2 separate regions of the Homo sapiens genome follow, and region 2 is linked to region 1. Evidence: read pairs that join two places in POLR2A ChIA-PET (ENCODE). Cell type or tissue: HepG2. All regions are shown on one strand.

Region 1 (4,000 bases):
TCTGGATGCTGGCCCACCTCAGGGAAATATAGATGCTGTTTTTCTTTCCTGGTGCTTGTTTTGCAAAGCAACTTGAGACACATGGCCAGGGCTTCCTTCTGGGGCTGCAGCATCTCCCTGCAGAAGCAGCCAGCTCCTCCACAGCAGGGTCATCAGGGAAACACCCCATTCTCTGTTCCCCTCCATCGCAGAACTAGATGGGTTCCTAGAGGCTCCCTAACTAGGTCATCCTCCAGCTGTCCACAGACCTTGCCTTCTGTCTTTGTAAGCGGGACACATGATGCATGGTCCTAATGCGCATGTTTGAGGGTGACAAGGAGCCTTGATGTATTAGTATACCGGGACAACACGTATAAATCATGACTGTCCCTGGGAATCTGAGATTCCAACGCAGGACTGCCTGACACCAAAACCTATGCTATTAGGGTTGACAGAAGGGAAAGGAAGCCAGAGAGAGCAGGGAGAGCTCTCCAGGGAGGGGTCCCAGGGAAAGGACCTGGAGGAACAGTTCCATGTGAGGACACTGCTGCTTTTGCCTTCTATGTCCCCCCACCCAGCCTCCTCCCTTCCAGGCCTAACTTCTGGTGAGCCAGACCCACTGGGGCCAGGAGAGTTGGTGCAAAGATCCTTCAGCGGAAGGTCAGGGGTTCTGGAGTGAGTCTTGGGTCCATGTAAGCAGAGCCAGCCACTTCCCCTACCTGGCCTTTGTCAACCCTTCTGCACACTGGGCATAATCCCCGCCCTCCGTGGGATGATGTGGGTGATGGGCTGTGGGCCCTGTGAGACACGGTAGCTCTTCTCGCTTGGGGTCTGGATGGGGGCTCTCCTTGAATATCTCCTGGAGGGACAAATAAGCTCTCAATCAAATACTTCCTGTTGGGCACCTATTCCTGAGCACATCTCTCTGGGAAGAGGGGGTTAAAAAAGGGGGTCTATGACATTCCTTCCTCAAAGCATTCTGGATGCAATGGAATAATACAGGAGCTGGGATATAGCTAACACCAAGAATGACAGATGTTGAGAAGCTTGAATGGGGAAGAGGAAGCAGGCATGGAGATGGTTGTGGGACCAGTCGCCATGCTGGTCCGCGAGGAGTCTCAGGGGGTTATGGCTGAGGCAATGGCACTGGTGGTCCTAAGGAAGAATTTAGGTGGTCTGGGCTTCCATGCCATGGTTGCCCGGGCCCCAAGCTCTATGTGTACGTGATGTGAAGCCAGGAAATGCAGGCAGTGCAGCTCAGCCTCCTGGGCTGCCGGAGGAGCTCTGAGAAACCTGGGGCCAGGGAACCAAGCAGACTGGCTCTATCTTGGGATTTGGCTGCAGACACTGCAGGAACTGAATGCCTTGCGAGGCTGGGACTGCCTTCTTCAGCCCCGTTTCTGTGTGGGGTCCCACGTAGGCAGCTGTCACAGGCTCCCAGAGGGATATTCAAGTGGACCAAGGCAGGAGAAAGGCTGGGGAAGGCTGAGGTCAGCAACGCCCTCTTCGGTTTTTGATAATTTTAGCCACATAGGGAGGAGGCCAGTTGTTCTTTATCTGAGGCAATTGTCTTCAGTTTAAATGAGTCCCCGGAGAGGCTCACAGCTGGGACAGGAAAGCGGGCAGAGGCGGAAGTGGGGAGGGCTCAGGGCTTGACAACGGCCTGGCTCGGTAGGCTGACTCCTCCGCTAGGAAGCAGCAGCTCCAGATCTGAGTGCAGGGAGGACAACTGCATCCCCAGGAGGCCCGGGAGGTCACTGTCTGATCTGGAAGGGGCAAGAGATGGATCACAGGAACGGAAGTATAGGAAACATGGCCAGAGTTAGCAGCGTGGGTGCAACTGGAATCGATTGTTAGCCCATCCACTTGGGGACTTTCCACAAGACAAAGCAAATGCTCCCCTCCAGCCTATGAGGTCAGGGACCTCAGGACGTGTAGAGCGTTCAGTGTCCCCGCTGCCCTTCTGGCCTCCCTGTGTGACTTGGATGGATCTGAGGTGCCTGCTCCTGGACACCGCTCTCCTGCAGGGTCAGATGTGGAGTGTCCCCTGCAGGCCTGAGGACTCAGCACTAGTGAAGGGCTCTCAGCAGCTTGCTCAACAGGCACTGTCCCCTGGGATGTTGGTTTGTTTAAACGAAGGTGTTCTGGCCTAGTGGGCGGTGGCTGCTATGAGTAATCCTGCTCCACAATTGACATCTCAGTTCAAATTCTTCAGCTCTGTCTGTTTTTCACCCGATCCATGCAACCAAAGGGCTCACATAAGCTGACACCCATCGCCTGCTCTCCTCAGGGGAAGCATGGGAGCCAGGGACAGGAAAGCCTCTGCAGGGCACAGCCAGGCACTGTGTCGCCCAGCAGATCTGGACACAAGGGCTGCGGGGCCAACCAGACACTCCACTGAGCATGCGGGCCAAGGAGGCCTCTGAGAGCTCAGTGAGAGGACACAGCTAGGAAGTGGCAGAACTGGAATCTGGATCCAGATCTGCCTGGCTCCAGAGTCTTTCTCTGGGAGAAATATTATGAAGCACTATTAGAGGGTGACCTTTGCCCCCAAACTCACTGTTCCTTAAGCCCACAGCCCAGACAGTCATGTTATTTGCTAAAAACAAAGCTTAGCAGTTTGATATGGATTCCATTTCATAAGAAGGCAGGAGGACGCTGTTGATAACACATGGTCTTTAGAGCCAGCGCAACTTAGCTCTGTCACTGCTTGCTGTGTGACCTTGGGCCAGTCACTTAACCTGAGGTTTGCTTTCATTTGTTAAAAAGTAATAATAGTTACCTTCTATAGTTATCTTGAAAACCACAAGAGACATGTTTATAAAATAATTAGAACAGTCTCTGGCACATGGTAAGTTTTCCAAAATATGCGGCTCTTATTCTAATAATATATTTTTCCTCTCTGTTATTGGGGATAAGTATAGCTTGATTGATATATACATGTGTATGTGTGTATGTATATATATAGCTCCACACATTTAAACCATAACAGCATCTTGTGGTGACTCAACCCGTCTGTCTGCTAAAAGAGAACAAGCCCCTGGCCCATTTCATGTGGTTGCTTTGAAGGATGATCATAAATGTGTTCATAAAGACCTCTGCCAGATGTCAAATCCTCATTCATGAAGCGTAGGATTCCTTCAAGACTGCACATCCAGCTGGGGACAGAGAAAATAAGAGATCACAAAGGGGTGTTTTGAAAATTTGCAGAAAAAAAAAAGAACCAACAAATAGGGGACTCTAACTACATCCCTTTAACCTGACTTTTGGTCCTTATTAAAGTCCATACTTTGAAGGTTTGAATTCACTGGACTGGGGGCTCATCTGATCCTCCCCAGGAACTCTGAGACATTGAGGCAGAAGTTTCTAGCCCACAGCATCCCTGGGGAAAATGGTGAAGGTGCTTTGGAATCAACACTCAGACCCCTGGGGTTTACAGCCGGGAGCCTGCCCCCAGGCCTGGCCAGGTGGTGGCTTAGCGGATGGGTGGGGAGCCACCCTCGGTAAGCAGAGTGCCAGGATGTGTGGCTTTCCCCAGGACTGAAGCTAAAGGCCTGCGAGGGTGGCTCTGCACACCCTGCCCCCTGCCTCTCCTTGGCTCAACTCCAGAGGCTTCTGGAATCAGCTCTTGTGGCCTGGGAAACAGAGCCTGGGCTATTTTGTCTTCTGATTTTTTTTTTTCACTTCATATTATTTTGTATCCTCATTTCCCTGTGTCACTGATAAAATTATAATAGTTAACATGCTCAGTGCTTATCATGTCGTGGGCAGGGGTCCAAGCACTTCACAAGAATTAACTCATTGAAGCCTAACAATGGCTCTACAGGCACCTAATCATCCCATTTTCTAGCTAAGGAAAGTGAGATATGGGGAAGATCATGCAGCTTCTGCAAGGCCGCTCAGCTAGATGGTGGCAGGACTGGGGTCCTAGCCCACGCTGAGGCTCCAGGGCCTGGGCCTGTACATGAAGTGGCCATGCAAGACGCTTACCACATGTCAGACATAGTTCAGAGGAGTGAAT
Region 2 (4,000 bases), 110 kb before region 1:
CTCGATCTCCTGACCTCGTGATCCGCCCGCCTCGGCCTCCCGAGGTGGGGCTTTCAAGAGCACATCAGCTGCAATCGTATAGGGAGGATGTAAACTTGCCCTAGAGACACCTGGTTAAGTATGCAGGTTTCTCAGGCAGTGGGCAGGGCCATAGAGCTCCCAAAGAGATTATGATCTTTGTCTTCTGCTACCAGCTGGGTGGAGAAAGACCACGAGGTGGGGGCAGGGATAGGCATGTCTGAGCTCAGACTCTCCTTGGGTGGGGCATGCTGTGGCTGTTGTGGGAGATGGGGGTGTGGTTCCCAGTCCAATGGATTTGTATTCCCATGGGGAGCATGTCTGCCTCTCCTGAGTCATACTGGTCGCCAGGGAAGTGGGGGAAAGCCAGCAATCACAGACCTCACCCCACTCCCATGCAGCCTGCAGTCCTAAAGGCTGGTCTCACTCCCACTGTGGCCCCCCAACAGCATGGAGTCTATTAACAGACAGGTGGTGACCAGGGCTGAGAACTTGCCCTAGACCACCAGCTTCCCCATTGAGAAAGCAAGCAGACTCACAGTTTTCCGGCATCTCAGGGGCCCCGCAGCAGTGATCTAGTTCCTTCTAAGGGTCTGTGGATTCTCTGAGCTTTTCTGGTATGGTCCTGCAGTAGTTCTTGGAGAAAAAGTTCACGAGGTGAGTCTCCTCTGAGCCGGAGCTGCAAGCTAGTCCTGCCTTCTATCCGCCATCTTGCCCGCATTCTTTTAGCTTTGAAAGTAAGTCTTGCCCTAGGAAGTTTACTGGAGTAGTATCCCACAGTACAAAAGTATGTTTTTTCTGAAAATGGCCCCAAAGTCCATTGAACGAGTTCAAACATAGGAACCTCTTGAACTTCATTCAAAACCCCCAGCAAAAAACATAACGTTTTTACTCTCAGCGATTTGTTGATCTATTAAAGTGGCTTTATGGTAGATAGGAGGCTTTGGTATCCACCAGGATTGTACAAGATTTCCTTTATTCTAACTCTTGTTTCTCTATGTTTATTTAGAGGTGTTATGGGCAGCACTTTATCAGGGGACTCTCTTAGAGTCTGGTCAATTATCACGAGAGCTAAAATCTCTTGGGCTCTCTCTAGCCTAAAGGAAAGAGGCTTATTGGTGGACTGTCAGAAAAATGGAGAATTTCTTTTCCAGTGTCTCTTTTCTAGTCATTTGCAATAAAGGGAGATACTTTGGGACCTCTTGTTTCAGGACCTCTTGGTTGAAAAAACTTCACAGGTTGCAGCTTTTTGAAGGTTGAAGGGACATAGGCTTGTTAATCTTTGGGTTTTTTCTTCCTGTAGAGCCCTTTCAAAATGTTCAGCTACAGCCACCAATTCAGTCATATCTGTCACTTCCCATCTAGGTTTATGTTTTTTAATTAAACTGCTAAGTTCAGGACAAAATCTGCTTATAAATAGAACAGTTTATGCCGTTTCAGTCTCTGCAGGAAATGCTCCTTGCCATATGTTGAGCCCAGAATGTTTCTGAAATAGTGTTTCTAAGTGAGTTCTATAATGTGAAACTGGTTCATCTTTTTTTTTTCTTGTCTGCAGGATTGCATCATGGACCAATCAATTTTTGGTGAATGTGATTGGTCCATCATGCAAACCAGAAGACAAAAATGTGTGAAAAATCTTAGAAATTGAATCTAGAAGGGGTTCAGCATTTTTTCATGCTCCTTTTGGCCCTTCCCATGAGGAGGTCTTGGAGGGGTCTTTAATATCCTCCTCATGTGTGTTCCATTCTGTTGCTGGCATCCATTTGCCAGGTCCCAATATCATGTGAATAAATTGGTAAAGGTCAAGGAGTCCTGGATCCTCCATTCCTAGGAAGATTCTAAATTCCTCAGTAAATTTTTGAGGGTTTCTCCTTGCATCAGGGAAGTCTTTTACAATGGCTCTAAGCTCAATTTTAGATCATGGAGTTAAAGTGGTTACAGCAGGAAGGCCTGGCTGATCAGAGGTCTTACTTTGTAAAGACATCTGTTTGCCTTCTCTTTTGTCAATATTCTTCAGGGTGAAAGGGTAATTTAGCAAGGTTAGTGGACTCAGAATATTTAGTTGGGGATGGATAAAGAGAATAAACAGTTGTGGTTAGTTCAGTAAGAACATAGTCCTTGTTTCTTTTCAAAGTATCTTACCAGTGGAAAGTTTAAAAATTAATTTATTATAGGCCGGGCGTGGTGGCTCACGCCTGTAATCCCAACAATTTGGGAGGCTGAGGCAGGTGGATCACCTGAGGTCGGGAGTTTGAGACCAGTCTGACCAACATGGTGAAACCCCATCTCTACTAAAAATATAAAATTAGCCAGGCATGGTGGCATGCACCTGTAATCCCAGCCCACTAGGGAGGCTGAGGCAGGAGAATTGCTTGAACCCGGAAGGCAGAGGTTGTGGTGAACTGAGATCGTGCCACTGCACTCCATCCAGCCTGGGCAACAAAAGCAAAACTCCATCTCAAAAAAACAACAACAAAAATAATTTATTGTAATTTATTGTTATTACTATTAATGATTATTTTGAGACAGGATCTCACTCTGTTGCTCAGACTGGAGTGTAGTGGTGCAATCTTGGCTCACTGAAGCCTCAACCTCCTGGGCTCAAGCAATCTTCCCACCTCAGCCTCCCAAGTAGCTAGGACTACAGGTGTAAACCACTATACCTGGCTAATTTTGTTTATGTTTTTGTAGAGATGAGGTCTCACTATGTTGCCCATGCTGGTCTCGAACTCCTGGACTCAAGCAATTTTCCCACCTTGACCTTCCAAAGTGCTGGGATTACAGACATGAGCCACTGTGCTCGGCCTTAGTCCTCTTTTATGATGTCCTTAGTCTGTTGTTTAAGATTTTCACTTGCTTTTTGCAAAGAATCTTTTACGGATGCAATTTTTGATTTGTTCAGTCTTTTAGATCTTCCTATACTAATTAAAGGATACATACTATTGTTTTTATGTGGGATTCTGATTCCTTTTTTCTCATATGACTTGCAAATAAATAATTTTAACCAAATTAAAACTTCCCCATTATCTTTTCTAAGTTGTCTCAGTGAGGTTAACCCATTTTTTCTGAAAATGCACATGTTCTGGGCCCATAATTTTATACATAAAAGTAGCTGGAGTCCCAGAATGTGGAGTCCCAGGCTCTTTGAATTGAGATGAACTCATTACCAAAAAGGTACCCACCTGAGGCCCTCAGCCTCTAACTGAATCTAATCCGGTTGATTATTGAATCCAATCCAATCCCAAACCCAGCCCAGTCCAAAGATTGCTCAAACAAACTTGGAGAGCTGAGAACACAAATTCTTGGATCTTGGAATCTGAGAGAAAATTCAGCCACGACCTCCAGTTACAAACAAGAAATCAGTGGGCACAGCTGGCTTCGCAGGTATCTGGTCTGGTTCCCTGGTGTTCCTGGGGGTTGCTGAAGTTTTACTCTGTATTCTCACTTCTGACACCAAATCTGTTAAAAGAAAAACTTTAGACATATTAAATTTAACAGAGTTTAATTGAAAAAAAAAAGAAAAGAAAAGAAAAAAAACAACCAAAATGATTTCTGAATTTGATAGCCCCCAGAATCAGAATAGATTCAGAGACTCCAGGGCTGCTACATGGTCAGATAAGATTTATGGACAGAAAAAGGAAGGTGACATACAGGAATTGTGAGCTACAGAAACAGCTGGGTTAGTTACAGCTCAGCGTTTTCCTCATTGGTACAAGGTCTGAACAGCTGGCCGCCTGCGACTGGCTGAGACTCAGCCATTGTTACAGAAGCATACTGCTGAGTTGAGTTTTCAGTTTGTTTAGGTACTAAGTTAGCTTGTTGTTCCTAAGTAAGAACTCAAGTATGTGAGTACAGAGGCTTTCTCAGGCCAAATTTAGTTTGATTTAACAGAAGTGAGGAGCAACCAGCCTCATTCTCACTGTGGCTGGGTGTGGGCATGTCCTGGGCCCTCCCACAGCTCTAGGAATTGCCTGAGAGACAG

Evidence for each region. ChIA-PET counts read pairs that join two places held together with the same protein. Peaks named below come from ENCODE experiments on the same cell type or tissue, not always from the same donor. Only the 100,000 strongest peaks of a DNase experiment are listed, where the experiment ranks them.
Region 2: POLR2A ChIA-PET joins it to region 1 with 5 read pairs; 4 of 35 experiments call an interaction of 5 or more read pairs at or near these places.

What each region holds. Positions count from the first base shown.
Region 1 is chr2:20,523,335-20,527,334 of GRCh38, forward strand. It overlaps LOC102724948 (a long non-coding RNA gene), which reads right to left. Exons shown (of 3, transcript XR_939794.3): 3 at 2,832-3,137. Among named protein-coding and RNA genes, the nearest start is that of HS1BP3-IT1, 67 kb to the right of the region's middle. RefSeq lists an enhancer at 1,650-1,949. In HepG2, a CTCF peak has its summit at 2,033 (motif pointing left); a DNase peak (open chromatin) is centred at 2,137; H3K4me3 peaks cover 535 bases.
Region 2 is chr2:20,415,411-20,419,410 of GRCh38, forward strand. It overlaps LOC105373465 (a long non-coding RNA gene), which reads right to left. Exons shown (of 5, transcript XR_001739317.2): 3 at 3,201-3,477; 4 at 558-654. Among named protein-coding and RNA genes, the nearest start is that of RHOB, 30 kb to the right of the region's middle. In HepG2, no CTCF peak of the experiment used is centred here; DNase peaks (open chromatin) are centred at 2,031 and 3,741; H3K4me3 peaks cover 1,329 bases.